2 separate regions of the Homo sapiens genome follow, and region 2 is linked to region 1. Evidence: chromatin loops called from intact Hi-C (ENCODE). Cell type or tissue: HCT116. All regions are shown on one strand. Links, peaks and the distances in the headings refer to the core of each region. The heading gives the core; the rest is flanking DNA. Region 1 holds the start of LINC01967 (long intergenic non-protein coding RNA 1967). Region 2 overlaps LOC105377008 (a long non-coding RNA gene).

Region 1 (16,095 bases), core at 4,098-12,097:
GAGAGTTTATAGAAAAAAATACAAAGACCCCTTATATATATATATATATATAAAGGCTCTATTTCACTCATCAGAGACAAAGCAAAGTGAAATTACACTGAAATAACATTTCTCACCTATCAGATTGGCAAAAACCCAAAAGTTTAACACACTCTGTTGGCAAGGTTGCAGAGAAATGGGCACTCTGATACATTGCTGGTAGGAGTGCAAAATGGTACAACCCCTGCAGAGGGCAATTTGGCAATCTTTTTCGAAATTACAAATGCATTTACCCTTTGACCCAGCAATTCCACTTCTGGGAATTTATCCTACAGATTACACGTATATACATGAAATAATGAATGCATATTAATATGAGCCTTCATTAATAGCAAAAGATAGACAATTCAACTGCTCATTAACAGGGTACTAATGAAATAAGCCATGATGTATGCACACCACAAAATATTATGCTGCTATAATGCAAAGAATGATGGTGCTTTCTGTATGCTGACGTGGAAAGATCTCTGGCATTTATGCTGAAAACAGGAGCAGACACTATACATAATGGGCTTCCTTTTAAGTAAGAAAGATGAGAAGTTGGTGGGAGAGAATATATTTGTATTTGCTATATTTTCAGAAAGAAATATTTTTAATATCCAAAAGAAGATAATAGAAATAGTATTCCTTACAGGACACAGAGCTGGAAATAAAATGGATGAGAATAGTGGGAACAATACTGTTTAATATCTCTCTTTTTATATTATTTTGACTTTTAACCATGTGAATTTATTACCTTTTAAAAAATAAAAATTTAGGAAAAGAAAGAATTAAGTGAGTTCGTGAACATAAAATACTTAGCCAATGTTCCAGGTCCATCTAAGTGCTGATCATTTATAGAAATTGAAAACATATCCCCAGGTTATTTAATTGGTCTCTGAAGAATTCTATGGCTTTTTCACATAGTGTAGCCTTCGGACTACTGGCATCAGAATGAATCTTCATTTTTAAAAATACCCCAGAAAATCTTCATTTTTAATATGTATCTCAGATCAATACTTGGGTCCACCTCAATGCTTGCATGCATAATCAGAATCTCTGGTGCTAAGACCTAAGAATATAGATTTTTTTAAGTCTCTCCCAGTGATTCTTATGAGCCTCACAGTTTGAGAACCACTATGGTCTATCTCAGGTACACTGTAGAGGGTTTTGGAGGTAGCAAGCATGTAGAAGGACATTTAGGCCATGATTTTGATACCGTAGCTAATCTGCTGAGTTCAAAATATACTTCTCTAGCCTTGTGCTCTAAACCTGCATATACAATTTCCTGTTGGTATGGTCACTTGACTGTGTAATAGGGATCTCAAATATAACACATCTAAAATCGAACTTAAACTAACTGGATTGGAATTGATCCCCTGTTTACCCATTTATTCTCTTACCTGTTCTTTGTGTGGTCTTCTCCATCTCAGTCAATAACATCATAAACCATCCAGTTGCTCAAGCTAAAAGTTTAGACATCATTTTTTATTTTTGTATCTATCCTCTTCCTACATCTAATCCATCAGGAAGCCCTATCCTCTGCAGGGTTTGTACCATTGTGTAATGCATGAGAGTGAGCATTTCTCTACTGCTTTCTCAACAGAAATTGAAATTGAGTCTTTTTATTGGTTTATTTATTTATTTTTTTCCCTGTGGTCTATTCAGTTGTGCAAGATAATGAAGTTCTGGAGACCTAATACACAACAATGTGACAGTAGTTAACAATATTGTACTATATACTTGAAGTTTGCTAAGAAGGTAGATCTTAAGTATTCTCAACACACATACACAAAAGGTAACTATGTGAAGTGGGAGATGTGTTAATTAGCTTGATTGTGGTGAAGATTTCACAACAGATACACATATCAATTCATCAGTTGTATAACTTAAATATGTACAATTTTTAACTGTCAACTATACCTCAATAACTTTGGGGAAAAAATGTGAAAAGCAACAGGTATTTGAATATTTGCTAAAGCCCTTTCCTCCTTAGAGAGCCCTGCCCATAGCAAACTGCTAAAAGGTGCCCCCTATACACCAACCTCTGCTTCTCTCTATCCCCACTACCCTGCCCTTGTGCAACCTCTTCCTCACTCACCTGGACATTAAAGTGTCAGTGGCCTCCCTGTTCTCCTGCTTCCATTCTTGCCTTCCTTACACTCTGTTCTTCATCAAATGATCTACTTCAAACATAAGTCCCCTCATGTCACTTTCCTGCTTACAACAGCTTCCCATTTCACTCAGGATAAGACCCTGAGTTTTCTTCGCTTTGACCTACGAAGCCTGGGTGATTTTCCCCTTACTACCATTGTTATTTCATTCTGTAGCACTCTTCTTGCTCTCTGTGTTCCAGTCACACTGCCCCTCTTTCTTTCTTTTGAGTGTGCACGATGCTCACCCCTCTTCAGGGCCTTTGTGTTTGCTGGGCCTTCTGTGTGGAATGTTCTTTCTACTGAGCCTCCCTGTGCTTATTTCTTTGTGTCACTCAGGACTCAGCTGAAATCTCCTCTCTTCAGAGAGTCCTTCCCTGACCACACCAATCCATAGTGCCCCTCTACCACTGCCCCACCCCTGGAGGTCACACTATCATTTTTCCCTGCTTTGTTTTCTTTATAGCCCTCGTCATTAATCTAATATTATTTTCTGTATTTGTTTACCTCTTCATTGCCTTAATCACTCTCCAGGAATGTCAGCTCCGTGAGATGGGACTCTGCCTACTTTTTTTACTGTCTTTTCTCCAGACCTGAAGCTGTGTGTGGCACCTTAGCAAGTGCTCAATAAATATTTGCTAAGGAAATCAATGACCTGCTTCTTATGACTCATGGCATTGCCTCCACTTCCTCTTCTTCAGACCAACTCAGACGCATAGTCTTGGCTTCAGCTGCCATTGTTTATACCTGTTGCTTCACCACTTTTTTTCAACTTCACTGATGTATAACTGCCAGTTAAAAATTGTATATATTTAAATTATACAACTGGATGAATTGGTATGTGTATACATTGTGAAATATTCACCACAATCAAGCTAATTAACATATCCATCACCTCACATAGTTATATTGGTGTGTGTGTGTGTTGAGACCACTTAATATCTACCTTCTTAGCAAATTTCAAATATACAGTACAATATTGTTAACTATAGTGTCACGTTGTTGTACATCACATCTCCAGAATCTCCAGAGCTTTATTATCTTGCATAACTGAAACTTTGTACCTCTTGACCACTGATAACGGTTTGGCTCTGTGTCCCCACCCAAATCTCATCTTGAATTATATTTCCATAATTCCCACATGTTGTGGGAGGGACCCGGTGGGAGATAATTTGAATCATGGGGGTGGTTTCCCCCTTTACTGTTCTCATGGTAGTGAATAAGTCTCGAGATCTGATGGGTTTATCAGGGGTTTCCACTTTTGCATCTTTCTCATTTTCTCTTGCTGCTGCCATGTAAGAAGTGCCTTTCACCTCCTGCCATGATTCTGAGGCCTCCCTAGCTATGTGGAACTGTAAGTCCAATTAAACCTCTTTTTCTTCCCAGTCTTGGGTATGTCTTTATCAGCACCATGAAAACAGACTAATACAATAAATTGGTACCAGTAGAGTACTGAAAAGATAACCCAAAATGTGGAAGCAACTTTTGAACTGGGTAACAAACAGAGGTTGGAACAGTTTGGAAGGCTCAGAAGAAGCCAGGAAAATATGGGAAAGTTTGGAACTTTCTAGAGACTTATTGAATGGCTTTGCCCAAAATACTGATAGTGATATGGACAATAAGGTACAGGCTGAGGTGGTCTCAGATGGAGATGAGAAACTTGTTGGGGACTGGAGCAAAGATGACTCTTGTTATGTTTTACCAGAGTGACTGGTGGCATTTTGCCCCTGCCCTAGAGATTTGTGGAACTTTGAACTTGAGAGAGATGATTTAGGGTATCTGGCAGAAAAAATTTCTAAACAGCAACACATTCAAGAGGTGACTTGGATGCTGTTAAAGGCATTCAGTTTTATAAGGGAAGCAGAGCATAAAAGTTTAGAAAATTTGCAGCCTGACAATGTGATAAAAAAGAAAACCACATTTTCTGAGGAGAAATTCAAGACAGCTGCAGAAATTTACATAAGTAATGAGGAGCTGAATGTTAACCCCAAGACAATGGGGAAAGTGTATCCAGGGCATGTCAGAGGTCTTCATGGCACCCCTCCCATCAAAGGCCTGGAAGCCTAGGAGAAAATGGTTTTGTGGGCTGAGCCCAGGGTCCTCATGCTGTGTGCAGTCTAGGGACTTGATGCCCTGCATCCTAGCTGTGACTAAAAGGGGCCAAGGTACAGCTCAGGCTGTTGCTTCAAAGGGTGCTTCAAGCCCCAAGCCTTGGCAGCTTCCACGTAGTGTTGAGCCTGCAGGTGCACAGAAGTCAAGAATTGAGGTTTGAGAACCTCTGCCTAGATTTCTGAAAATGTATGGAAATGCCTGGATGTCCAGGCAAAAGTTTGCTGCAGGGGTGGGGCCCTCATGGAGAACCTCTGCTAGGGCAGTGCAGAAAGGAAACGTGGGGTTGAAGCCCCCACACAGTACTGCTACTGGGGCACTGCCTAATGGTACCGTGAAAAGAGAGTCACTGTCCTCCAGACCCCAGTATGATAGATCCACCAACAGCTTGCACCTTGAGCCTGGAAAAGCCAGAGACACTCAACACCAACCTGTGAAAGCAGCCAGGAGGGAGGCTATACTCGAAAAAGCCACAGAGGCAGAGCTGCCCAAGACCATGGAAACCCACTTCTTGCATCGGCGTGACCCGGATGTGAGACCTGGAGTCAAAGGAGATCATTTTGGAGCTTTGTTTTTGAGACAGAGTCTCACCCTGTCACCCAGTCTGGAGTGCAATGATGCAATCTCAGCTCACTACAACCTCCACCTCAAGCAATTCTCCTGCCTCAGCATCCTGAGTAGCCAGGATTACAGAAGTACACCACCATGCCCAGCTATTTTTTTGTATCTTTAGTAGAGATGGGGTTTCACCATGTTGGCCAGGCTGGTGTCGAACTCCTGACCTTGTGATCTGCCTGCCTCAGACTTCCAAAGTGCTGGGATTACAGGCATGAACCACCATGCCCAGCCTATTTTGGAGCTTTAAAATTTGACTGCCTCACTGGGTTTTGGACTTGCATGCATCCTGTAGCCTCTTTGTTTTTGCCAATTTCTCCCCTTTGGAATGGCTGTATTTACCCAATACCTATACCCCCATTGTATCTAGGAAGTAACTAGCTTGCTTTTGATTTTTCAGGCTCATAGGTGGAAGGGACTTGCCTTATCTCAGATGAGACTTTGGATTGTGGACATTTGGGTTAATGCTGAAATGAGTTAAAACTTTGGGGGACTGTTGAAAAGGCATGATTGGCTTTGAAATATGAGGTCATGAGACTTGGAGGGGTTGGGGCAGAATAATGTGGTTCAGCTTTGTGTCCCCACCCAAATCTCATCTTGAATTTTACTTCCATAATTTTCATGTGTTGTGGGAGGGACCTGGTGGGAGATAATTTGAATCATGGAGGCGGTTTCCCCTATACTGTTCTTGTGGTAGTGAATAAGTCTCAAGAGATCTGATGGTTTTATCAAGGGTGTTCATTTTTGCATCCTTCGCATTTTTCTCTTGCCACTGCCATGTTAGAAGTGCCTTTCACCTCCTGCCTTGATTCAGAGGCCTCCTCAGCCACGTGGAACTGTAAGTCTAATTAAATCTGTTTTTCTTCCCAGTCTCGGGTATGTCTTTATTAGCAGTGTGAAAATGGGCTAATACAACCATCATCTTCCCATGTCCCTTCCTCTCTGCCCCTGGTAAACACCACTGAGTTTGAGATTTTTAGATTATGTAAGTATGATCATGCAGTATTTGACTTTCTGTGACTGGTTTATTTCACTTAGCATACTGTTCTCCACATTCACCATGTTGTCCTAAATGGCAGGATTTCTTTTTTTTAAGGCTGGATAATATTCCATTACACACACACATTCACACACACACACACATAGTCCATTATGTAAATATATATAGTCCATTATATATATATATATGTTATATATGTATTTCTGTAAATATATGTGTGTATGCGTGTGTGTATATCTATCTATATATGAATATATATCTCTATATATATCTGTTATGAACACTTAGGTTGATTCCATAGCTTGTCTATTGTGAGTAATGCTGAAATGAACATGGGAATGCACATATTTCTTTGGAATATTGATTTGATTTCCTTTGCATATATACCCACAAGTGGGATTGCTAGATTATAAGGCAGTTCTATTTTTTTTTTTTTTTTTTTTTTGTGGAACTTATATACTGTTTTCCATAATGACTATAGTAATTTACATTCCCACCAATAGCATACTAGGGTTCTCTGTTCTTCACATCCTCCCCAAAACTTATTATCTTTCGTCCATCTGATAATGGCCATTCTAACAGGTGAAGTGATATCTCATTGTGTAGTTTGCATTTCTCTAATGATTATTGAAGTCTCTTTTTGTACATCTACTGACCAGTAGGTGTCTTCTTTTGAGAAATGTTTATTCAGGTCCTTTACCCATTTTTAAATTGAGTTATTTGGGATTTTGGTTTTTGTTTGTTTTTCTATTGAGCTATTTCTACTGCTTTCTATTGAGCTACATTTCTTATATTTTGGATATTAATTTCTAATCAGATACATGGTTTGAAAAATATATTCTCCATTCTGTAGGTTGTCTTTTTACCCTGTTGATTGTTTCCTTTGCTGTTCAGAAACCTTTTAGTCAGATATAAGCCCTCTTGTCTTTTTTGCTTTTGTTGCCTGTGCTTTTGGTGTGATATCCAATGCCAAGAAGCTTTTCCCCTATTTTTCTAGAGTTTTACAGTTTCAGGTCTTACATTTAAGTCTTTAATCCATTTTGAGTTGATTTCTATATGTGGTGTGAGATAAGGGTCCATTTTCATTTTTCTGTTGTGGACATTCAGTTTTCCCAATACCATTAATCAAAACTGCTACCCTTTCCTCATTTTGTGTTCTTGGCATGCTTGTTGAAGATCAGTTCAACGTGGGGTATGTAGATTTATTTTGGGGCTCTCTATTCTGTCTTTATGTCTATACATCTACTACTTAAAAAGGAAGCCAGGAAAGCAATCCTATTTATAATGGCTAAAAAAGGAACAAAATACTTTACCATTTATTATAAGTAAGTTCCTGAGGTATTTCTGATGAATCCGGCTCATCTTTTCTCTCCTGTCATAACTGCTGTCTTCATTCATGTTCCTGCACCTGATCCAATCATATGAGGTTTGTGTGTGTTTGAGTCAGGGTAGAAGAAGAGTCACGTGGTTTTCAAAAGTGCTGTGAATGAGCTGCTTCACTTAAAATGATAAATCTATAACATTAGATATAGAAGGCCTAGAACAAGCATGGGAGGAGAGGACCAGCCCAAGATAGAAAAGGGGACACAAAAGTGAGATTGAAGACAAATTTTCCTACTGCACATTCTTTCTTTTTCTTTTCTTTTCTCTTTTTTCTTTTCTTTTTTCCTCTTCTTTTCTCTTCTCTTCTCTTCTCCTTTCTTTCTTTCTTTCCTTCCTTCCTTCCTTCCTTCCTTCCTTCTTGTTTCACCCTTGTCACCCAGGCTAGAGTGCAATGGCATGGTCTTGGCTCACTGAAACCTCCACCTCTGGATTTCAAGTGATTCTCCCATCTCAGCCTCCCAAGTAGCTGAGACTACAGGCAAGCACCTTTGTGCCTGGCTATTTTTTTGTATTTTTAGTAGAGACGGGGTTTCACCATGTTGGCCAGGCTGGTCTGAAACACTTGGCATCAGGTGATCCGCCCACCTCAGCCTACCAAAGTGCTGGGATTACAGGCGTGAGCCACTGCGCCTAGCCCTACTTCAAATTCTTTAATAGCTTTGTATTGGAACCTTATCTCCATTCTATCTTCCTGGGGCCCAACTTGCTTAATGGAAAACCAAATCAGGAACAAATAGGACTGGGAGGAGTGGAAGTCACATCTTTTGTGAGCAGGAACAGATTTGAATGTGTGCATCCTAGCAAACATGGTGTCATTGTGATCTGTTGCTCTGTGCCATCCACATCTCTTCACTGTAATTAGCAGAAGAATCTAGAGTTTAACAGAAGCAGATCTCACTTTAGTGAGCCATGAAAACAATTTCAACTCTGCTTACCTTGGCTTCTTTGAATTTCAAGCAGAGGAGGTACCGCAGTCCATTTTAAGTGAGACCAGAATCTTCTTTCCTCTTGCTCATTCCTTTGTAAGCTCCTATAAAATAAAACCACCAGATTCCCAGAAGATAAAAATCCATTCTCTCCCTCCCCCTCACATAAGTGCATCCTCACGTATTCACAGGCTTCTGCAGATTTTAATAAGGTCCCCTGTGTGGATCTCTTCAAATACGGGCAAAATACTCAGAGTGAGAAAATGTCACATCTAATCAAGGGTGCTATAAATGCAGCACCCGTGGCAGGCGGACAGCTCACAAGTGGCTTGAACCAAATCACAGTCTTTCTCTGTTGGAAACCAAAATTGAAGAAACTCATTTTGGGTCTTCATTTTGGTTATTTCAATTAAATACTCAGGGTTTTTTTTAAAAGGAAAAGTATATTGGAATTGGGCAAACGGCATATCCTGCTAATGGTGACAGAACCTCAGAACTTTATTTCCTGGAGGAAAAAAAGTGTTTTAGAGACCAGTGAGTGCTCCCTTTAAACATAAACACCTAAACATAAAGGCACAACCACCCCTAGCTCCCCAATTCTTTCTGACGCTACATTTCTGCTTATATTACTGTAACTCAGTTGTCTTCACCCTGGAGTTCTTCAGTCCTATGGCTTTAAGTCAACATTCCATGTTTTGCAGATGTCCAGAGCTTCTCCCAGTATCTCTGAAAGGACTGGTTCAGGACAGTGGTTCTTAACCCAGGTGATTTTGCCCATAGAGGATATTTGTAAAAGTGTAAAACCTGTTTGATTGTTACAACTGGGGAGAAGAGTGGTGCTAGAGGTAGAGACCTGGGTTGCTGCTAAACATCCTATGATGTTCAGGATGGCACCTCACAACCAAGAATTATTGGGCCCCAGATGTTAATAGTGCCAAGGCTCAGAAACCTTGTCCTAGGGATTTGTATTTCTGTTTAGGCAATCTCCATCACAGCCATTGCAGGCTGCTTCTCTCTTATCATGAGGTTCTGTCTGCAGGCCTTGGCTTGGACCTGAGCCTCTGCTAGTTTCACTGACTGCAGCTCTGAGATTTTGTCCTGTCTCTGTGAGATGCTGCTGCCACTATGTTGATATCAGTAGAGTGTTGAGTTAGGAAACATTACAGTCCTCTTTATTAGACTTGCCCTTCATTCCCCTCTCACATAAAGGTCTCATAGCCTTTGACTGAAGTTTTGGGGTCAAAGAGGGAGAGAACTGCAGAGTTCAGTCAAGAGAACAAATTAATATATATTCATTCAATTGTCCTTTAATTTAATTTTTCTCCAAAGACATTTCCCTGCTAGGACTTTCACATGGTCTGTCTTTTCTCCTGAGAACCTGCCATGTAACTTACCTCTCCTTGCCCTCAATCTGCAGCTGTCAGTCCTGATCTTCCCAACCCTTGCATTCCCAAATCTTCCTCCTTTATTATGCTTTGATCTCTGTCTGCATAGTCCCCACCCAAACAGCTTTTGATCTATTTCTGCATTTGAAAAACCTCAGAATGGCGTTTGCTAAATCCAAAAGCCTCCAACTTCAGTATTACACACACACACACAAAACTCACAGAAACTTATAAATTACAGTATTTTCTTAAACATACTGTGGATCAAAATTTCAGTCAGGGATCCCTCTGAAACAAGTCTTTGAAGTCTGAGAGGAGAATAAAATTTTATTTTCTCCCTAATGGAGCAAGGAGAGGATATGTGGATTTTCTTTTGTTTTATATTACTAGAAGAGGAAGAGTTAGCTCCAATGACTTGTTTCCATGGCTCTATGGTTGGCCCAGACAACCTGTTAATACCTAGGTGTATCAGTATTCTATTTCTATGTAACAGATTTCCATGTGGTTAGCAGTTTAAAATAACATCCACTTATTATTTCACCGTTCTGTTGATCAAAAGTCCTGCATGACATGATTGGATTCTCTGCTCAAGGCATCACAAAGCTGAAATCAAGGTGTCAACTGGACTGAGTTCTCTTCTAGAGTCTCTGGGGAAGAATCCACTTCCAGATTCATTCAGGTTGTAGGTAGAATTTATTTCTTTGCAACTGTAGGACTGAGGTAGATATTGTCTTGACAGCTCTGCAGGGGTAGGTGTCAGCTCTTACAGGCCACTCTAGCACTTGTGGCACCCCTCTTTTCAGCAACAGAGAACCTCCTTTACATCATATTTCTATCAAATAAAGTCTCTTTGATTTTTCCTTCTGCTACTGGCCAGAGAAAACTCTCTGCTTTTAAAGAGTTTGAGAGTTAGGCTTGGCCCACCTGGATAATCTCACTATCTGGAGGTATAGTCTGTCATATAGTGTAACTGAGTCACAGGAGTATAAAATCCATCACCTTTAGCCCAGGCACAGTGGCTCACGCCTGTAATCCCAACATTCTGGGAGGCCGAGGTGGGTGGATCAAAAGGTCAGGAGATTGGGACCATCCTGGGTAACATGGTGAAACCCTGTCTCTACCAAAAATACAAAAAAATTAGCCAGGCATGGTGGTGGGCACCTGTAGTCCCAGTACACGGGAGACTGAGGCAGGAGAATGGCGTGAACCCAGGAGGCAGAGCTTGCAGTGAGCTGTGATCGCACCACTGCACTCCAGCCTGGGCGACAGAGGGAGACTCTGTCAAAAAAAAAAAAAAATCCATCATCTTTAAAGTGAGGAAGCATGTTCATCAGGGGGAAGGAAATTTAGGGGACATTTAAATATGCTGCCTGCCACACCAGGTATTGTGGAATAAATTATGCCCCAAATTCATATATGAAAGCTCTAAACCCTAATGTGATTGTAATTGGAGATAGGGCTTTTAAGGAGGAACTTAGGGTTAAATAAGATCATAAGGGCAGAGTCCAAATCCAATAGGATTGGTGTCCTTTTAAGAAGAGAGAGACACCAGGAGTGCAAACTCTCAGAGGAAAGGCCATGTGGAGAGAGCAAGAAGGCAGCCATTTGCAAGCCTCTCCAGAGGCCTCTGGAGAAACCAACCCTGCTGACACCTTGATCTTGGACTTCTAGCCTCCAGAACTGTCAGAAAATACATTTCTGTTTAAGCCATCCATTCTGTGGTATTTTGTTATGGCAACCTTAGTAAATAAATTAACTGGACAATAATATCAATGAAAACCTAATTTTTAAAAATTTGGAATTGAGATGGTAGTATTCTTTGATGAAGTTTGAAATACACAAGCCAATGGAAACACACATGCACCAAATGGGGAACCAGGATGTGAGAGAAGACAATGTGAAAATTGAGATATAATGGTATGTATCAGAAAATTATGTATAAATACAATCTAGTATAAATCAATGTTCTAAGATATGTACTAAGTGCTAGGGAACACAGAGAAAGTAAAATTGCCATCAAATGGGACTTAGATACTTTCACAGTGTAGGGCACATCCCATCTGGCAGGGTAGGAAGATCTAATCATAGGTTTAGAAGGATGTGGTATGCTTCGTGTCTATATGGTGATATGGTTTGCATCTGTGTCCCCACCCAAATCTCATGTCAAATCATAATCTCCAATGTTGCAGGTAGGGCCTGGTGAGAGGTAATTGGATCACAGGGATGGATCCTTCATGAATGGTTTAGCACCATCCCTTTGGTGTGGTTCTCATGATAGAGTTCTCATGAGATCTGGTTGTTTAAAAGTGTGTGGCACCTCCCCACAACTTCCTCCTGCTTTGGCCATGGAAGACAAGCCTGTTTCCCCTTTGTCTTCTGTCATGATTGTAAGTTTCCTGAGGCCTCCCCAGAAGCTGAGTGGATGCCAGCATCATGCTTCTTATATAGCCTGTAGAACCGTGAGCCAATTAAACCTTTTTTCTTTATAAATTACCCAGTCTCAGGTATTTCTTTATAGCAATGTGAAAACTGAATAATACAAAAAATTGGTAAAAGGAGTGGGACATTGCCATAAAGATATCTGAAAATGTGGAAGGAATTTTGGAATTGAATAATGGGCAGAAGTTGGAAGAGTGTGGAGGACTCAGGAAAAGAAAGGAAGATGAGGGAATGCTTGGAATTTCCTAGAGACTTGTTAAATTGTTGTGACCTAAATGCTGATAGTGATATGGACAGAGATGACGAGGCTGATGAGGTCTCAGACAGAGTTGAGGAATTTATTGGGAACTGGAGCAAAGGTTACTTTTGTTATGTGTTAGCAAAGAACAGGATGGCATTGTGCTCCTGCCCTAAGGATCTGTGGAACTTTGAAATTTAGAGTGATGATTTAGGGTATCTGGGGGAAGAAATTTCTAAGCAGCAAAGTGTTCAAGATTTAACCTGGCTGCTTCTAAGAGCTCATATGCATGAGCAAAGAAATGAGGTAAAACTGGAACTTATATTTAAAAGGGAAGGAGCATAAAAGTTTGAAAAAATTGCAGCCTGGCCATGTGGCAGCAAAGAAAAGTCCATTTTCAGGGGAGCAATTCAAGCCACCTGCAGAAATTTGCATAACTGAAAGGAAGGCAAGAGCTGATAGCCAAGACAATGGGGAAAAGGCCTTGAAGGCATTTCAAAGAACTTTGTGGCAGCCCGGCCCATCACAGGCCCAAAGGCCTAGGAAGACAGAATGATTTCCTGGGTCATGGCCAAGGCCTCCCATCTCCTGCTGCCCTACGCAGTCTCAGGACACTGCTGTCTGCATCCCAGCTGCTTCAGCTCCAGCTGTGGCTCAGAGGGGCCCAAGTACAGCTCAAGTGTGCAAACTGTAAGCCTTGGTGGTTTCCATGTGGCATTAAGCCTGCAGGTGCACAGAATGCAAGTGTTGAGGTTTGGCAGCTTCTGCCTAGATTTCAGAGGATGTATAGAAAAGCCTAGATGTCCAAGCAGAGGCCTGTTGCAGGAGTAGGACCCTCACAGAGAACATCTACTGGGACAGTGCAGAAGGGAAGTGTGGAGTTGGAGCCCCCACACAGAGTCCCCACTGAGGCACTGCCTAGTGGAGCTATGGAAGAGTGCCACCATCCTCCAGACCCCAGAATGGTAGATCCACTGACAGCTTGCATCCTGCACCTGAAAAGCTGCAGGCACTCAACACTGAGAGCAGCACACAACTGTGAGAGCAGCTGTGAGGGCCGGGCCCTGGTAAGCCATAGGAGCAGAGCTAACCAAGGCTTTGGGAGCCCACTCCTTGGGTCAGTGTGGCCTGGATGTGAGACATGGAGTCAAAGGAGATTATTTTGGAGCTTTAAGATTTAACAACTGCCCTGCTATGTTTCAGACTTGCCTGGGGCCTTTAGTCCCTTTCTTCTGGCCAATTTCTCCCTTTTGGAATGGCAACGTTTACCCAACGCCTGCATCTGCATTGTATCTTGAGAGTAATGTTACTGTTGTTTTTGATTTTACAGGTCCATAGGAGGAAGATACTTGCCTTGTCTCAGATGAGTCTTTGGACTTTTGAGTTAATGCTGGAATGAGTTAAAACTTTGGAATACTATTGAGAAGGGGTGATTGTATTTTGCAATGTGAGAAGGACATGAGATTTGAAGAGGCCAGAAACAGAATGATACGGCTTGTATCTTTGTCCCCTCCCAAATCTCATGTCAAATTGTAATCTCCAGCGTTGGAGGTGGGGTTCGGTGGGAAGTGATTCGATAACGGGGGTAGATCCTTCATGAATGATTTAGCACCACCCCCTTGGTACCATTCTCATGACAAAGTTCTCACGAGATCTGATTGTATAAAAGTGTGTAGCACTTCCCCTGGCCCTTTATCCTGCTCTGGCCATGTGAGATGAGCCTGCTTCTCCTTTGCCTTCCGCCATGATTGTAAGTTTCCTGAGGCCTCCCTAGAAGCTAAGCAGATGGCCAGCATCATGCTTCCTATACAGCCTGCACAACCATGAGCAAATTAAACCTCTTTTCTTTATAAATTACCTGGTCTCAGGTATTTCTTTACAGCAATGTTAGAGCTGATTAGTACATATGGTTTCTGGTGAACATTTATTATTTCTTGTTTGTTGACTAATTTAGAAAAACACCAGTCCAAATGGAGTTTTCTGTTTAAAAAGAGTAAAAGTACCCAAAGGGATACTAAGAAAGAAAGGGAAGATACTAAGAAGGTGAGAAACCTGCATTTTCTTCATTTTATATTTCTGGCCAATCTGAATTACATAGTGATTATAAATTGCTTCATAATATAGTGTTATAAAATTATATAGTGATTATGAATAGCTTAATAATATAGTTTTATAAAAGATAGAAATGAGTATTTTAAAAGACATGCATTGACAAATTAGTTTTTAATTATTTTATTTTTTGCCCTCACATTGAATAAGTGATTTCCAAATTGCAATGATGATACCCCACAGACATGGCTAACAATTGTCAGTTCTCATGTGTGCATGACTCAACATATAGTCCAATATTTGCCATTTGTTATCCAGTTCAACTCCATGAAATTTGTTCACACATTTTAGAAAAAAAAGGTCAACACTTTAAGGCTTATAATTCTCCAGTTCAATTGTTAACACCCTTAGAGGAGATATGCAGATCCAGGGCCATCTCATTTCCGGAACCTAAAAGGTAATATGGACCACTTAAAAGTTGAAGGTCCCATATTCCTGTCCTTGCATTTAGAAATGTAATCAGGAGTAAGCAAGGATCTTAGGTATTCCAGCTGATCATTTAATAAAGCAAATGTCCAGCTATAAGCTTCAGACACATTTTAGAACTCTTGCAAAGGCTAATATAATCATACATGTAAATTAGGCAGAGGATTTTTTTTTCTCAAAACTTTTGAAAAGGAAAGGGATTGTTGTGAAATTAACCATAAAGAAGGTGGGCAGGGAATGGCAAAGGTTATCCTGCATGATGTGTGACTAATCTCTAAACTAACTTCTTTTAGAAGATAGTGACCTTAACCTTGGCCATGGGGGTTGCCAGGTCTTTTATGTCTTTGAGGCACATGTTGTGTGTGAACCTATATTTCAAAGATAGAGATCAATGAGAGTGTGTTTCTGGGTGTAAGATTTCCTGCAAATGGGACTTACATACTTTCATAATGCAGGGCTATGGGAGAAGGTGCCTTGTAAGGGATGTCTTGAAGTAAGTCCCTTGAAAGGGACATTTGGATTTTCCAGTAGATTTAAAAGGCATAAACAGTTGATTTCCCAGTCAGCTTCTGGAATCTCATTGCCTTTCTCCTCTCCCAGCAGCAGCCAAAGTCCTGACCATCAATCTATAACTTGCAGAAACTTCTAAGTCTCATAAGCAAAGCTTCCTGCCTATAAATTGATGTCCCTGAGTGCACAGCTATTCTCTACATCCTATGTTTCCCAGAGGACAGTGTTTAGAGATCTCTAGAGGAATTTCTCTCATTGGGAGTCACAGTTGATCTCTTAGCCAGTATCACAGCTCTCTTTTTTTCTGGCCAATGGCTGTGACTTTAACTTTTAGCTGACACTATGAACCAGAAGTCTGAATGCATGAGTGAGTGAATGAGTAAGTAAATAAATGAATGAATGAATGCTGGCTGGTAGAAGCTCAAAATATAAGCAAAAAAAAAAAAATCCACACATTTCCATGCAATCACTTCACCAAGCATTATCATAGGGAGTTCACTGACATCTCTGTCTCCTTTCTCCACTTCAGGCATCAGACCTCATAAAAATGAAAAAGATCTTCTATTAATGAAAGGTTGGAACGTAAAATAGTACAGAAAGTTTTGTTAAATTCACTATAGCTTCCAACTACTAGTTTTTGGTAGCTTCTTTGGCATTTACACAAAGCTTTGTGTAGTATGTGTGGTGGTGGATTTTTCTGGTTTTCTGGATTTTTTTCTTTGTTATAAAATTTGTTCATTTTAAGAGCCTGTATGTTTGCATACAGGAAGTTTGTGTGGTAAGT
Region 2 (16,095 bases), core at 3,717-11,716, 69 kb after region 1:
TTCTCTCTCTTTCTTTCTTTTCTTTTGAGAAGCTGCAAGTGCTATTGTGATGGGCTTGACCGGAAATTACTGAAAAGTGACTCTTTTAGTTGAACATAGAAGTAACAGTGCTTAAAGATGTTTTATCAGTGGCTAAACACTCTGACCAAACTTTAGAGGTCAGGGGGTTAAGAAAAATATTTTTTCACTTTTACAAACCTGTGAACTTCAGCTGTGTCCTGTTGGTTTAGAAGCGGAAGAGAGGAGAAGAAATTACCTTTAGTAAGTGTTGACTAGATTTCAGGCTCATTAACCAAATTATCTCAGTTAACTCTCTCTGCCACCTTCAGGTAGGTATTAATATTTACTTTATAGATGAAGAAGAGTGTTGTTTAGAGAAGATTGGCAACTTGCATAGGATTACCTAGGGAAGGAAAAAAATCAGAAGGCGTGTTCTATGACCTTAAAACACATCCAAAATATTGGTGTTTTTTCAAGCTGTGGGTCAATAAGTCAATTTAATGTATCATGACTAGAGATTTTTAATTAAAAAACAGACTAAAATATATTTGAAAATATCCAAGTACCATTTCCTAAAGCTTTTGCTTTATCTAGTGTATGTGTGTGTGTGTGTGCGTGTGTGTGTGTGTGTGTGTGTGTGTGTGTGTGTACTACGTTATGATGAAAAATGTATTTCTCCCTGAGTTGTAGTCAAGTTTGAAAGCCACTGCAATTGCCCATACTGGTGCTATACAGTAAGAAAAAAAATGTCTAGTTAATTGTCATTAGGGTAATTACATAATTTATAATCCAAACAAGAACACTTCGGAAAATGAAGGAAATTTTATCATTAACTACAGGAGGTTAGCAGACTTAACAGGGATTGTTCTGGGAAAAGTTAAATGAGCATTCACCCCAATAAACATTGCTATGGTCTGAATGTTTGTGTTCCTCCAAAATTCATATGTTGAAGATTAATCCCCAATGTGTTAGTATTAAGAAGTAGGGTCTTTGGGGAGGTGATTAAGTCATGAGAGTGGAGCCCTCACAAATAATATTAGTGCCCTTGTAAAAGAGGGCTGGGGGAGTTTGTTTGCTCCTTCCACCATGTGAAGATATAGCAAGAAGGATGGAGCCCTCGCCAGCCAAACCCCACCACAGCCTTGATCTTGGACTTTCCAGCCCCCAGAACTGTGAGAAATAAATTCCTGTTGTTTATAAATTACCCAGTCTAAGGTATTTTAGTTATAGAAGCCCAAAAGGACGGAGACAATCACCCACATCCCATCCCCATATCTTACATTTTAGCAACAAAATGACTGGTAAAAATAGAGAATACATTTAGGAGAGAATGTGTGACATATTTTGTACTCAGGGAGGTAAAACAACTATTTCAGGTTACAGATACATGTTTTTTCCCCAGCACACTATTAAAGTTCTAAATCATTGTATAATGGTGCAAAGAATATATTCTTTCTCCTATTCAGAGACTGCAATGTTTGTCAGCACAATCTGGCATTATTAATGCTTTGTTAGTAATTAAACTATGAAAATATCGAATAAATACCCATAATGTAAAATGACAACTTTCTTGTAACAGGGGCATATAGGGTATCACAGTTTTGTGCTTGTAACTAATTCTATGCAATACCTATTGCATTTTTATGGATAACAGCAAAAGCATTGTAAGTTTAACTTCACCCGTTTATCTTCACTACATTTTACAACATGTGTGTGATATCAGTATAAAGGCTGACATTCTAAAGTAAATGGCTGGATAGCAATACATGGAGGATCAAAGATCATATGACTTATACTATGTGAAAATATGAATGTTCCATCTGCAGACAGTGCTTAGTGACTTTTGGAGAATGTGTGGTCTTTCATCATTCCCTGCTCCTCTTCTGCTCACCATTGATACCTGCAGGAAAAGAATAAAAAATGTCAAGTTATTGGGAGTACCCAGCTTTTTTGCTACCATATTCCATCCGGGTTTTTTTTCCTGTAATTTGTTCATTTAATAGATGTAATTATGATCTATATGCTAGTTACTGTGCTAAAACACTAGGAATAGAAAAATGAATTAGAATTTTTCTCAGCCCTTGAAGGTTGTATAGTCCAGAGAGAGAGGAGGAGAAAGAGAGAGAGAGAGAACAGATAAAACACCACACAATATGACAAAAGCTATAAGAAATGAGCAGAATTCTGTGGACACTCAGATTGCTAAAGAGACTCTGCTGTGGACTGAATGTGTCTACTCCAAAATTCATATGTTGAAACTTATCCCCAATTTGATGATACTTGAAGGTGGGGCCTTTGGGAAGTAATTAGGTCATGAGAGTGGAACCCTCATGAATGGGATTAGTGCCCTTACGAAAATAAGAGACATGAGCTCTTTCTTTCTGCTCTGTGCCATGTGAGGCTACAACAAGAAGGTGGCCATCTACAAACCAGGAAGTGGGTCCTCATCAGACACCAAATCTGCCGGAACTTTTATCTTGGGACTTTCTCACCTCCAAAACTGTGAGAAATAAATGTTTGTCATTTAAGCCATCCAGTCTATGGTAATTTATTATTGCAGCCCACACTAAGACAGACCACCTCTGCCTAGGGAAGTCAAGAAGGCACAGAAAGAAAGAGAGAGAGAGAAAGGGGAGGTGGGGTGGGGGTTGGGCAAAGAGAATGTATTGTTTCTAGCAGAGGAAAAAACATGTGCATGGCCTGGAGTCCTGAAATGATAAGGTATGTTCTGAGACTGGTATAGCTTCTTACAGAGGAGTACTGGAAGTGAGGTTTAGAATACAAAGTGGTGCTAGATTGTGAAAAGTTATGTTACAAAGCCCATGTGTATTGCACAGATAGAAGTCAGATAATAGATAATGTCAAGTGTGGGAGGAAAATAATCGAGATTAATTTTTATCTTTAATAGAAAGAGAACTTCATAGGAGGATGGTTGATGGGCTGTAATTGTAAGAGTCTGTGATATTATGTCCAGCAGGAGATGAGAGCTACAGCAGGTTAAAAATAGCTAGGTAGAGAAGAAGGTCCATTCCTCTCTCCTTGAATCACTGACTGCTTTGACAAATGGATTACAACCAAAGTGTCACTGTACCTAATTCAGACCTAGCCATTAAGAGGACTGGAATCTTCTGCCTTTGACTATTGAAATTCTCAATCGCCACATAAGAAATCCAACTACATTGCATGGAGAAGCCACAAGTCCACAGTCCACAAGTATTGATAAATTACAATTAATTAAATGTCATAGCTTGCTCAGATTTTCTTAGTTTTTACCTAATGTCCTTTTTCTGTCCCAAGTTCCCATCCAGGATACCAGATGACATTTAGTTGTCATGCACCTTAGGCTCCTCTTAGCTATGACAGTTCCTCAGGCTTTCCCTGTTTTTGATGACCTGACAGTGTTGAAGAGCACTGGTCAGGTACATTGTAGGAATGCCTCTATATTAGAATTTGGTATTTTCTCATGATTAGACTGGGATATGAATTTTTGGGAGAAAGATCACAGAGGTAAAGTCTTTGATCCACTTTGAGTTAACTTTTGTATGTGGTGTGAGGTAGGGACTCAATTTCATTCTTTTCCCATGGATATACAGTTGCCCCAGCACCATTTGTGACAAAAACTTTGTTTTACCTTTTTAAATATTTTTTTTTGAGAGGAGGAGGAGTATTCTGGATGATTTACATTTTTATGTGAATTTTGGGGTCACCTCGTCAATTTTGGCAAAATTAGTTAGGATTTTTATGGAAATGGTGTTGAATCTGTAGGTCACTTTGGGGAGTATTGCAATAGTAATAATATTAAGTCTTTCAATCCTTGAACACAAGATGTCTTTCCATTTATTTAGGCCTTCTTAAGTTTCTTTCAAAATGTTTTCTTAATTTTATTTTCTGATTGTTCATGCCACGTATATAGAAGTACAATTAATTTTGTATGTTGATCTTGTGTCTTTCAATTTTGCTGAACTTTATTCATTATAATAGTTTTAGTGAAATCCTTAGGATTTTTCATATTCAAGATTATGTCATCTGCAATTATAGTTTCACTAATTTCTTTCTAGATGCCTTTTATTTCATTTTCCTTCCTAATTTCCCTGACTAGAAATGTAACTGCCCAATGGTCAGAGGCGTTTGAACCAGAGCAACTCCATCTTGAATATGGTCTGAGTGAAATGAGGCTGAGATCTACTGGGCTGAATCCCTAGACAGGCATTCTAAGTCACAGGATGAGATAGGAGGTTGGCACAAGATATGGGTCATAAAGACCTTGCTGATAAAACAGGTTGCAGTAAAGAAGCCAGCTAAGACCCATCAAAACCAAGATGGTGATGAGAGTGACCTCTGGTCATCCTCACTGCTACACTCCCACCAGCACCATGACAGTTTACAAATGCCATGGCAATGTCAGGAAGTTACCCTATATGGTCTAAAAAGGAAAGACATGAATAATCCACCCCCTTTAAAGCACATAATCAAGAAATAACCATAAAAATGGGCCACCAGCAACCCTTGGTGCTGCTCTGTCTATGGAGTAGACATTCTTTTATTCCTTTATTTTCTTAATAAACTTGCTTTCACTTTACAAACTCAACCTGAATTCTTTCTTGTGCGAGATCCAAGAACCCTCTCTTGGGGTCTGGATCTGGTCCCCTTTCCAATAACACAATGAGTTCATTTTTGCCTACTGCCCAGATGGAGCCTACTTACCAAGGCAGGGGAATTGCAATAGAGAAAGAGTTTAATTCAAACAGTGCTGGCTGAACAGGAGACTAGAGTTTTATTATTATTCAGATCAACCTTTCTGAAAATTGAAAATCAACCTTTCTGAAATGGCTAGTTTGGTGGGCAAGTGAATAGGTGCTGCTGATTGGCTGGGGGTGCAATCATAAGGATATGGAAAATAGTTCTCATGTGCTGAGTCCACTTCTGGGTGGGACCACAGGGCTGGCTCAAGTGGAGCTACTGGTGGTCATAAATGCAAAAACTGGAAATGACATCTCAAAAGGCTAATCTTAGGTTCTGCAATAGCGATGTTATCTGCAGGGATAATTGGGGAAGTTGCAAATCTTGTGACCTCTGGAATAAAGGCTGCTAATTTTTTATATCTACACCTTAGCAGAATTCCGGCTACTGTCATACTTCTAACCTGATGGTCTTTTATTAGCTTTACAAAGGTGGTTTAGTTTGGGGGAAGGGCCATTATTATTTAAACTATAAACTAAATTTCTCCCAAAGTTAGCTTGGCCCAAGCCCAGAAAAGCCTGAAAACAGTTTGGAGGTTAAAGGCCGGAGACTTGGTTAGATCAGATCTCTTTCATGACATAATTTTCTCACTATTACAAATTTTGCAAAGGTGGTTTCAGAAACTCCAGTAAAATTTTAATAGAAGGGATGACAGCACATACTGTTGTCTTGCTCCTGATTTTAGCAGAAAGCCATTCAGTTTCTTGCTGTCAAGTATGATATTATTGTGAATTTTTGTAGATCTAAATTATTAGATTCAGAAAGTTTCTTTCTACTCTTAGTTTGTTGTATTTTTATCATGAAGTGGTACAAGTTTTGTCAAATACTTTTGCTGTAATCTGATGATTATGTGGTTTTAGTACTTTATTGTATTAATATGTTTATTACATTATTGATTATCAGATGCTAATTCAAACTTACATTGTTGGGATAAATCTCACTTAGTCATGGTATGTAATGTTTTTATATGTTGCAGGATTAGGTTTGCTAGTATTGTGTTGAGGATTTTTGCCATGTATGTTTATAAGAGATGTTGGTCTGTAATTTTATTTTCTTGTGATGTCTTAACATGTTGTTTTTTTTTTAATACTTTAAGTTCTGGGGTACATGTGCACAATGTGCAGGTTTGTTACACACGTATACATGTGCCATGTTGGTTTGCTGCACCCATTAACTCATCATTTACATTAGGTATTTCTCCTAATGCTATCCTTCCCCCACCCCCCTCACCCCATGACAGGCCCTGGTGTGTGAAGTTCCCTGCCCTGTGTCCAAGTGTTCTCATTGTTCAATTCCCACCTATGAGTGAGAACATGTGGTGTTTGGTTTTCTGTCCTTGCAATAGTTTGCTCAGAATGATGGTTTCCAGTTTCATCCATGTCACTACAAAGGACATGAACTCATCCTTTTTTATGGCTGCATAGTATTCCATGGTGTATATGTGCCACATTTTCTTAACCTGTTTTGTTTTGTTTTAAATCAGAGTAATATTAACCTCACAGAATGGATTGTGAAGTATACTTTATTTTCTTTTCTTTTTTCTTCTTCTTTTTTTTTTTTTTTTGAGACAGGGTCTCACTCTGTCACCCAGGCTGAAGAGCAGTAGCACCATTATGGCTCACTACAGCCTCAACCTCCTGGGCTCAGGTGATTCTCCCACTTCAGCCTCCCAAGTAGCTGGAACTAAAGGCACATGCCACCATGCCCAGCTAATTTTTTGTATTTTTTGTAGAGATGGAGTTTCACCATGTTGCCCAAGCTGGTCTTGAACTCCTAGGCTCAAGTGGTTCACTCACCTCAGCTTTGCAAAGTGCTGGGATTACAGGCATGAGCTACCATGCCTGATTTCTTTTCTATTTTTTGAAAGATTATTATTAATTTTTCTGTAAACATTTGGTAGAATTCACTAGTAAACTGATATGAGCCATGGCTTTTCTTTGCAGAAAGTGTTTTGTTGACTAATCATATCTCTATTTTTTTATAAATATACTCAGATCTTCTGTTTATTCTTGAAAAAGTTTATGTAGTTTGTCTTTCTAGGAACTTATTCATTTCATCTAGATTATCTAATTTGTTGGTATACATTTCCTCATACTGTTCTTTTTAATCCATTTTTTTATTTCTGTAAAATTAATAGCAATATTCCCTTCTTTATTCCTGATTTTAGCAACTTGAGTATTCTATTTTTTCCCTTTTGTCAGTCTAGCCAATAGTTTGTCAATTTCATTGGTCTCCTGAAATAACCAAGTTTGGTTTTGTTGATTTTTCTCCTTTTTTTATTTCCCATCTTATTAATTTTATTCTAATCTTTATTATTCCTGATTTTTCTCTGTTGCTTTTCTATTTCCCATTTTATTAATTTCATTCTAATTTTTATTATTGCTTTTCTTCTGCTAGATTTGGATTTAATTTGTTCTCTTTTTTTCAGCTTTTTGAGGTGGAACTTTGTTATTGATTTGAGACTTTTTTTCTTTCCTAATCTAAACATTTAGTGCTATAAAATTTTCTCTTGGCATTGTTTTAGCTGCATCCCATAAGTTTTATGTGTTTTGTATTTATTTTCTAAACCTCAAAGAATTTTCTAACTTCTTAAGATTTCTTTTTAGACCTATTGGTTATTTAGGAGAGTGTTGCTTAATTTTCACATATTTGTGATTTTCCCTATTGTCTTTCCATTATTAATATCTACTTTCATGCCACTGTTATCGAAGAACATCTTTTGTATGATTCCAATTCTTTTAAAAGTATTGAGATTTGCATTATGGCCTAGCATAGAGTCTATCCTGGAGAATTTTCCATGTGCACTTGAGAAGAATGTGTGTTCTAATCCTGTTAAGTAGAGTGTTCGATAGACATAGATTGTAGTTTATTCGTAGTGTTTTTCAGATCTTCTATTTCCTTATTGATCTTCTGCTTAGTTGTTTTATCCATTATTGAAAGTGGAGTGTTGAAGTCTTCGACTATTATTGTTGAATTGTGCATTTCTACTTTAAATTCTGTCAGAGATTGCTTTGTTTATTTTGAGGTTTTGCTGTTAGGTCTATGAATGTTTATTATTATTATTATTATATCTTCCTGATGGATTAACTCTTTAATTATTATCTCATGTTCTTCTCTATCTGTAGTAGCATTTTAAACCTCTTTTAAAAATATTATTATAACTACACAAGCTTTCATGTGGCTGCTGTGTACATGATCAATCTTTTTCCACCCTTTTACTTTCAACTATTTGTGTCTTTGTATCTAAATTTTGTCTCCTATTGATGACATTATAATTGGATCATGTTTTTATACCCAGTCTATTTCTGCCTTTTGATTGGGTTGTTTAATCTATTCACATTTAATGTTTTTGTTGATATAGTTAGATTTATGCCAGCCATTTTGCTTTTTGGTTTCTATATGTCTTCTGGCTTTTTCCTCCTTTCCTCTTTTACTATTGTGTTTTGCACTGAATGCATATTTTCTACTGTAACATTTTAATTCCTATAATTTTTTTGGAGTTGTAATTTATTTATTTATTTTATTTTTATTATACTTTAAGTTCTAGGGTACATGTGCACAACGTGCAGATTTGTTACATACGTACACATGTGCCATGTTGGTGTGCTGCACCCATTAACTCGTCATTTATATTAGGTAGATCTAATGTTTTCCCTCCCCCCTCCCCCAACCCCATGACAGGCCCTGGTGTGTGATGTTCCCCTTCCTGTGTCCAGGTGTTCCAACTACAGCTTTTAACTTATTTTCTTAGGGGTTGTTCTTGAGCTTAACATATACATCTTACCATAACCTACTTAAGATATATATTGTCTCGATTCCAGAGAGATAAAGAAATGTTACTCCCATAGAGCTCCATTCCCTTTCCCCTTTTTTTGTGCTATTGTTACATATATATTACATCCATATATATTACAAACCAAACAATACATTATTATAATTATTACTTTATATAACTTTATGTCTATTAAAGAAGCTGAGGAAAGAAAGGAGAACAAATATATGTTTACAGTTTGTTATACTAACCTTCTTTTGAAATGTTTCTTGTTATTTTAATTTGTTCCTGTGGATTCAAGTTACCATCTGGTGTCATTTTCTTACTTCCATACACCTTTACTATCATTCGCCTACTTTGTAATGTTAATTGTCAAGTATATTATATCTTTATGTTTTAGGCTCAACAGTTTAATTATATAGTTTTATTAAACTACTTTTTAAATCACTGAAGACATTGAAAGAAAGAAAATATACATTTATACTGTCTTTTAATAGTGCCTTTATTGGTACTTTTTAAAAATGGATTCAAATGACCATCTGGAATTATAGCTTTCAGCCTGAAAACTTCTTATAGTATTTTCTGTAAAGTATATCAGCTACCAATAAATTCTATCAGTTTTTGCCTATCTGATAATGTTTTTATTTCACTTTTGGTTTTGAAGGATAGTTTTACTGAATGTAAGTCTCTTGGTTGACACACTGTTGAGATTTTTTTTTTCCTTCCAGCACTTTTGATACAATTGACCTCTGAACAACACATGCTTGACTGTATTTGTCCACTTACACATGGATTTTCTTCTACCTCTACCAACCCTGAGATAGCAAGACCTCTTCCTACTTCCCCCTAGCCTATGTAATGTGATGACAATAAGAATGAAGACTTTTATGATGACCTAATTCCACTTAATGAATAGTAAATATATTTTCTTTTTCTTATGATTTTCTTTTTTTGTTTGTTTCTTTAAGACAGAGTCTCGCTCTGTTGCCCAGGCTGGAGTGCAGTGGTGTAATCTTGGCTCACTGCAACCTCTGCCTTCTGGGTTCAAGTGATTCTCCTGCCTCAGCCTCCTGAGTAGCTGGGATTACAGGCGTTCACCACTAGGCATGGCTAATTTTTATATTTGTAGTACAGACAGCATTTCACTATGTTGGCCAGGCTGGTCTCAAACTCCTGACCTCAAATGATCTGCCCACCTTGGTCTCCCAAAGTGCTGGGAATACAGGCGTGAGGCACCACACCTAGCTCTTTGTTATGATTTTCTTAATAACATGTTTTCTCTACCTTACTTTATTGTGGAAAGAGAGTATAAAATACATATAACATACAAAATATGTGTTAACCGACTTTATTTTAATAGTATGGCTTTTGGTCAAGAGTAGGCTATTAGTAGTTAAGTTTTAGGAAAGTCAAAAGTTATATGAGGATTTTTCTCTTAACAGGAGATTGGTGCCCCTAACTTGCGTGTTGTTCAAGGGTCAACTGTATATTGTCCCACTGCCTTCTGACTCTCATTGTTTTTTATGAGCAGTCAGCTGTTTATATTATTGGAATTCTGTCATATGTGTTGTCATTTTTCTCTTTGATACTTTCAGAACTTTGTCTTTCAGCATTTTTCTATGATGTATACTAATGTAAATTTATTTGTGTTTGTCTTACTTGGAGTTTATGGAGCTTCTTGGATGTGCAGATTAATATTTTCAGCCAATTTGGAAGATTCCAGTCATTATTTCTTCAATTTTTTTTTTAAAATTATCTCTTCTTCTTCTGGTACTCCTATTATCATATGTTGATGCTCTTAATGGTATTACATATTTCTGTGAGGCTTTATTCATTTTTCTTCTTTTTTTCTTTCTATTCTTCAGATTTTATAATCTCTATCAATGTATCTTCAAGTAAATAGATTCCTTTTGTCTGTCAGTTCAAACCTGCTGCTGAAACCCTCTAGTGAATTTTTTATTTTGGTTATTATGCTTTTCAACTCCAGAATTACCACTTGGTTCTTTTTTATAATTTTCTTATCTCTTTTTTTGTTGTTCTCTATTTAATGAGATGTTGTCACATCTTCTTTCACCTCTTTAGACATATTTTCTTTTAGTTCTTTGAATATATTTAAAATGGCTCTTTTAAAGTCTTTGTTAAATCTGACATTTGGGCCCTTTTACAGTTAGTTTTTGTTGCCCTCTTTTTTCCTATGTATGGGTCACAATTTTCCGTTTCTTTGCATGTCTTGTGATTTCGTTAATTGTTGTTGAAAACTGGAAATTTGTTAAAGCAGCTCTGGATACTAATTCACTTCTGTCCTCACCAGAGTTTGTTTTTGTTGCAGTTTGGTTGTTTTTTGTTTGTTTGTTAGTTTGTTTTTTGTGACTTCACTAACCTATTTTAGTGAGATCTCTTTCCTCTGAAATGTAGCCTCTGTTCTAATTTCTCAAGGGTGTAGTCTTGAGTATCTGCACAGACAACCTGGGATGACTGATTTTGGTAGCACTCTCTTTGAGTGTTTCTTTTATGATCTTTCTGTTAAGTTGTCTGCCTTTGGTATTACACCCAGCTGTTTTGTCAGTAAGGGTATAGCCAGGCAGATTCTACCATTTAGTGAATTGAACTTAGGCCAGTTAGTTGCCTCTCTAAGCCTTACTTTCAGAGTGATATTAGTCAAATGACTAATAATACACATTCTAATATATTATGCCAGTTAAATTAAATCATGGAAATAAAATCATCACCATAGGATCCTTGGCCCAATGCACGTAGTTAATGCTTAGTCCCTGTTATCCAGACTTCCTCAGTACATATAAAGTTGATGAGTGCATAATAACAAGACTTCAAAATTCTAAACCACAAGTATTACAGAAATAATGATTTTCTTCCCAAATCTGGTTTGGCTATCTGCTTTATTGGCTGATAGCAAATATCAACTAGAATTAAGCTTCTCATTTCTACTCTATATTCATTGGGTATCAGGGAAGTTCCAGGATGTATTTTGTTCAACATTTGCATATAGCAGGTTAACAGTCAGATTCATCTGAAAAAAAAATCTTTACTGTTAGTAATTATTGATATGTTCTTCCCTAAAGCATCAGCAGAATCAGATTTCTCCTTTAGAGGAAAAATAGTAATGCTAGTCATTCACTGAACAATTATTAAGTATCTGGTATGTTTGAGGGAAAAAAAGATGCTAGAGATAAGGGAATAGAAAAGGCAAATATTGCTCTATCCTCATGAAACTTATAATCCAGCAGAGTCCAAGCATCAAGGTATTTCAGAAGCACAAAATTTAACTGCTTATGAAACTAAAATTTTTCTCAAGAATTGAGATCAAATTAATGTTTTTGTAATGATATCTTTATAGTCCTGAACAGGGTTTATAAGATATATGGGAAATGGCCTATAGCATTTGGAAGGTAGAGCCAAACTTTTACTTCAGTTGAAGTCTCAAATTGCCTAAAATTCAAAGATGAATAACATATACTATCATCTACCTCCAGGAAATTTTGAATTCATGTGGGAGATAGGCAAATAACATCAAAACTACATAGCAGTGCCCCTGGCACAAAATGATATGTTCAATAATGGAAACAAATATAATTACTACTTTCTAAGTGTAGAAAGGTGCTTGAGGAATAAAATGTAAGGTGCTTATGCCATATGAAGTATGATCAAACTTGACCTCTGGGCACAAAGGAAACAAGAGTCATCTAGATTTGCATTAATTGTGTACCTTTACTTGTTCAGCACTACAATGGGAACTCTGGGGAAGATAAAACCACCTGTCTTCAAGGTGATTATACTGATGAAAAGGACTCAGGACAGAGAACTCAGAGCCAGACCAGTTGCTCAACAACGAGTTTTAGAACTATGAAGACTTTATCTACTCTGAGCTTCCATTTCCTTGTCTGTAAAGTTAGAGTAAACATATGATCACCCAGAGCTGTTGTAAAGATTAAGTGCAATAATGGATTTAAAAGGCATGTGAAAATGTGTTCTGCAAATGTGGAGGTTATTGTTATAATCCAACAGGAGAAATGCTGAGTTCCTTTTAAGCCAATGAGGCCATCTCTGAAGACCTGAACTCTGTGTGCTCATATAAAGTAACCAAGTTACCACATCAAACATGCCTGCCCTTATTGGAGGTTATTGTTACAATCCAGGAGGAGAAATGCTGAGTTCCTTTTAAACCAATGAGGCCATCTCTGAAGAACTGTACTCTGTGTGCTCACATAAAGTAACGAAGTTACCACATCAAACATGCCTGCCCTTCTTTCTCTAACCAGCTCTATAGTCCTCATTCAATGTAAATCCAACATTGATCATGTGGATGAAATGAATCTAAATGTGGTAGCTTTTCTCCACTTGGAAGCTTGAGCCTGAACATGGCTAATTCTGTACCCACTCCATACTGTCCAATTTCCATCCCCTCTATCCCCACCAATAATTTGGTTTCATTCTCCCATATTAAAGTCACACCCCACCAAATTATATGCTCCCCAAAGAGTCACTCTCTTCTTGCATTCATCTCTTCATCTTCCAGGGTTCATAGCAGAGTGATTTGCATGTAACTCGTGCTCAATATTACTTTTAATAAACTTACAAAAGAAAAGACCATTTTAGCTGCTGGTGTTTAGTAAAGTTATCTCCAGTATTGTTTGATGCTAGCTCTTATGTTTTCTGATGTGTTACAACTAGTATGCAACATTAGCCAGAGGGATAATTCATTAGTTCTAATAATATTTGTTGAGTTTGAACTACATGATAAGTGTTAGGGTTACAATAGTGAGCAAAGCCAAACCTGACTCTGCTTTCATAGAGCTCAGGTTCTGTTTGTTGTTCATTGTAAACGAAAACCAAGAAAAATTTAGAAGCAGACTTGGCATTTAGCTAGAACACACAAGTACAGCTGTGTATATGGCCAGAATCTATCTCAGCCAGTGCTTAGGCAACAAGGCTTAGGACATATTTTTATTATCACTTCTAACCAAATATTAACTCTTTAATTCAAAATGTCTACTGCAAAATAGATAAAAATGGCACCACTGATCTGGCCACTTGTAAATAGAATGTTTCAAACATTTTGATTTACAGTATTAGGTGTAAGATGACTTCTCCTGAATGGTCAATGTCAGCCTATTCCTGAACAAATGCAATGCAAATGGGGACTCACGTCCATTGTAAATGTACCCAATCAGATAACCTCTTTTACCTGGTTCGAGAAAGTGTTTCCTAGGGTATATACTTTGTAAACTATCCTCAAGAAATGCTTTTCAAAGCATTCCATGATCAAAATTAGAGAAAAAAAAAATCTATATATGTAAGAGAACACATGAAAGCCCTGAAAAGTGCTACGGTAAAATTAAATTTTAAAAAAGGTTTGACTTATAACCCAGGTCTCAAAACATTTATTTCACCACAGAACCATTTTCCCAAAACACACATATAAGTATACTGAAAAAGTAATATTCTAGGCAAGGTACTTTTGGATACTCTGCTTTAACTTATTCAGATCCTACTCTGGTAATTTTCTTTCTTTCTTTTTTTAAATTGCCATCATAGGATCTGCATAAATGCATTGAGTTGTTCTCTAAGTTCATTTTGATCAGTTATGTCATTTGCCGAAGTGGCAATCAAAATCCTATTTTGTCTTTTAATAGAGTAAGCAGTTGAGATGAGAGCAATAATAATGGCTGTTTAACACCAGAAAAAGCCAGAGAATGATTCTTTTCTACCTGGATATGTACAGAAACCTGCAGAGGATTCATCCTGCAAGTTCATATGCAATTCATTTTCATACTTTTATTTCATATTTATTTTTATTGTACTCTTCTTTACTTTGGCAATCTTAGATTAAGTTTCCAATTTTCCAAAATTGCCTGCGGTGAACTCCTATCCCCAGAGATTTTTTTTTTATTAGTCTCTTAAGCAAGTTATACAATTCAAATCACCTCTCCCTGTCCACCCATCTGCTTGTTTTTGCTTTTCTTCCTCTCTGCTGGATTCAGTGTAGAAATCCTCTATGCCTCCTCTCTCCCCTCCCTGTCCACTGCCCTAAACTCTCCCCCACCGTTCTGTCTATCCTCTCTGTCAGGGTCCAGGGGCCCCTTCTGTTCACATGGCTCTGGGCCCACCTGTACCGGCCCCATCTGTCAGCAAAGCAGCCTCAGCATCCCACAAACCTGGTGGAGGAAATTCTCCTCTGAAGAATTGACGTCACTAGGTGTTCTCCTGAGAGTTGTGCCCTGAAAAATTAGCTACATTGAGAAAGAATAAAGGGCATTTCAGCATGGAATAGAGGTGTTCATCCCACTGGCATTAATAAAATACTTCTTCCACACGGGACCACATTTCAGTCTTTCATTTTGAGCATTATTTAACATCAACCTGACAATTTTTTAAAAGCAGGAATTTAAAAAAGATAATACCTTCAGGATAAACAGAAGTTTTAAAATGATTATTTCTATTATTAAAAATGCATTTTATTTACTAGACCTCCTTATGCAATGTAATTATTTAGAAAATACATTTTTATTAGACCTCTTTATGCAATATAAATAATTAAAAATTATAAGTAAAAATATAAATAATTATTTATATTGCATAAGGAAGCCTAGTAAACAAAATGTATTTTCTGAACCTATCATGACAAAACATATTTGCAAAATTATTTCCTCATATTCTTCCAATTCAAGTAATGCAGTAATCTTTTTGGAAGAAGTCATTCAGTTATAGTTCCTTGGCACTATTTGTAAAGGAGTCAAGGAATCATATCCCAAAGGAAGTGTTTCCTTGAAAGAAAAGCTTATCTCTGATATTTAAAATCCCCTGTCCCCAAAACATATACGCAGTGAAAAAAGTGAAGATCTACAATTGAATAATACAGTAAGCCTTGGCTCCCTTTTTCCTGTCTGAAATTTGATTCATATTTAACCCAGATTTGTGTGTCGATTTAGAGACCAAAGTGCCAAGAGGAGAACAGAATGGTCACAGCCAGCCATTGTAGAGAGTATTTGGTGCCAGGACTGAACAAGGTCTCAAAAATGTTGATGGCACCTGAAATTCATACATTAGAACCCTTGATGTACAAGCCGGTCTCTTGGTTCTGATGTTCCCTTGCCTGTTTCCTGCATGTGAGAGAAGTGCTGCAGCGACCCTGTTTATCTGGCCCCTGCACAACATTGTCAGGACACATTTCCATTTTCCAAGTGACTGCTGCCACTGGGCCGCAGTCTGTGCTCATTTCTCGAGTAGCTAAACCCTTTGACACTGTGGTTTTTAATTAAAATTACATTAAAGTTAATCAACCAGAAAGAGGCTGCTGTAGAAGGAGGTTTGATTGCAACCTGCAAAGGGCACGAAGGCTGCCAACTTGCTAAAGATGTGCCTGCAGATGCCAATCTGCGCACATGAGCCCCACGGTTACAGAGCTGCCGAGGAGAGGTCAGTTCTGTTTGCATTTTCCCTGGAACTGTCAAAAAAATTGCGATGGCCGTGGCATGGCATAAAGTTAAAAAAACAGGCAAGCCTCTTCAAAGCACACCATTCCAGCATTTCTGCTACTGCCCCAAACCACTGATGTGAAGCTGTCA

What was found. Peaks named below come from ENCODE experiments on the same cell type or tissue, not always from the same donor. Only the 100,000 strongest peaks of a DNase experiment are listed, where the experiment ranks them.
Region 2: it touches region 1 in a loop (2.8-fold over the local background); 4 of 110 quality-filtered maps call a loop at or near these places.

Annotation. Positions count from the first base shown.
Region 1 is chr3:28,020,296-28,036,390 of GRCh38, forward strand. LINC01967 (long intergenic non-protein coding RNA 1967) reads right to left here and starts at 8,309. Exons shown (of 3, transcript XR_001740553.2): 1 at 8,214-8,309. In HCT116, for the core only: no CTCF peak of the experiment used is centred there; no DNase peak of the experiment used is centred there.
Region 2 is chr3:28,089,463-28,105,557 of GRCh38, forward strand. It overlaps LOC105377008 (a long non-coding RNA gene), which reads right to left. Exons shown (of 3, transcript XR_940674.3): 3 at 1-1,900. Among named protein-coding and RNA genes, the nearest start is that of LINC01967, 69 kb to the left of the region's middle. In HCT116, for the core only: no CTCF peak of the experiment used is centred there; no DNase peak of the experiment used is centred there.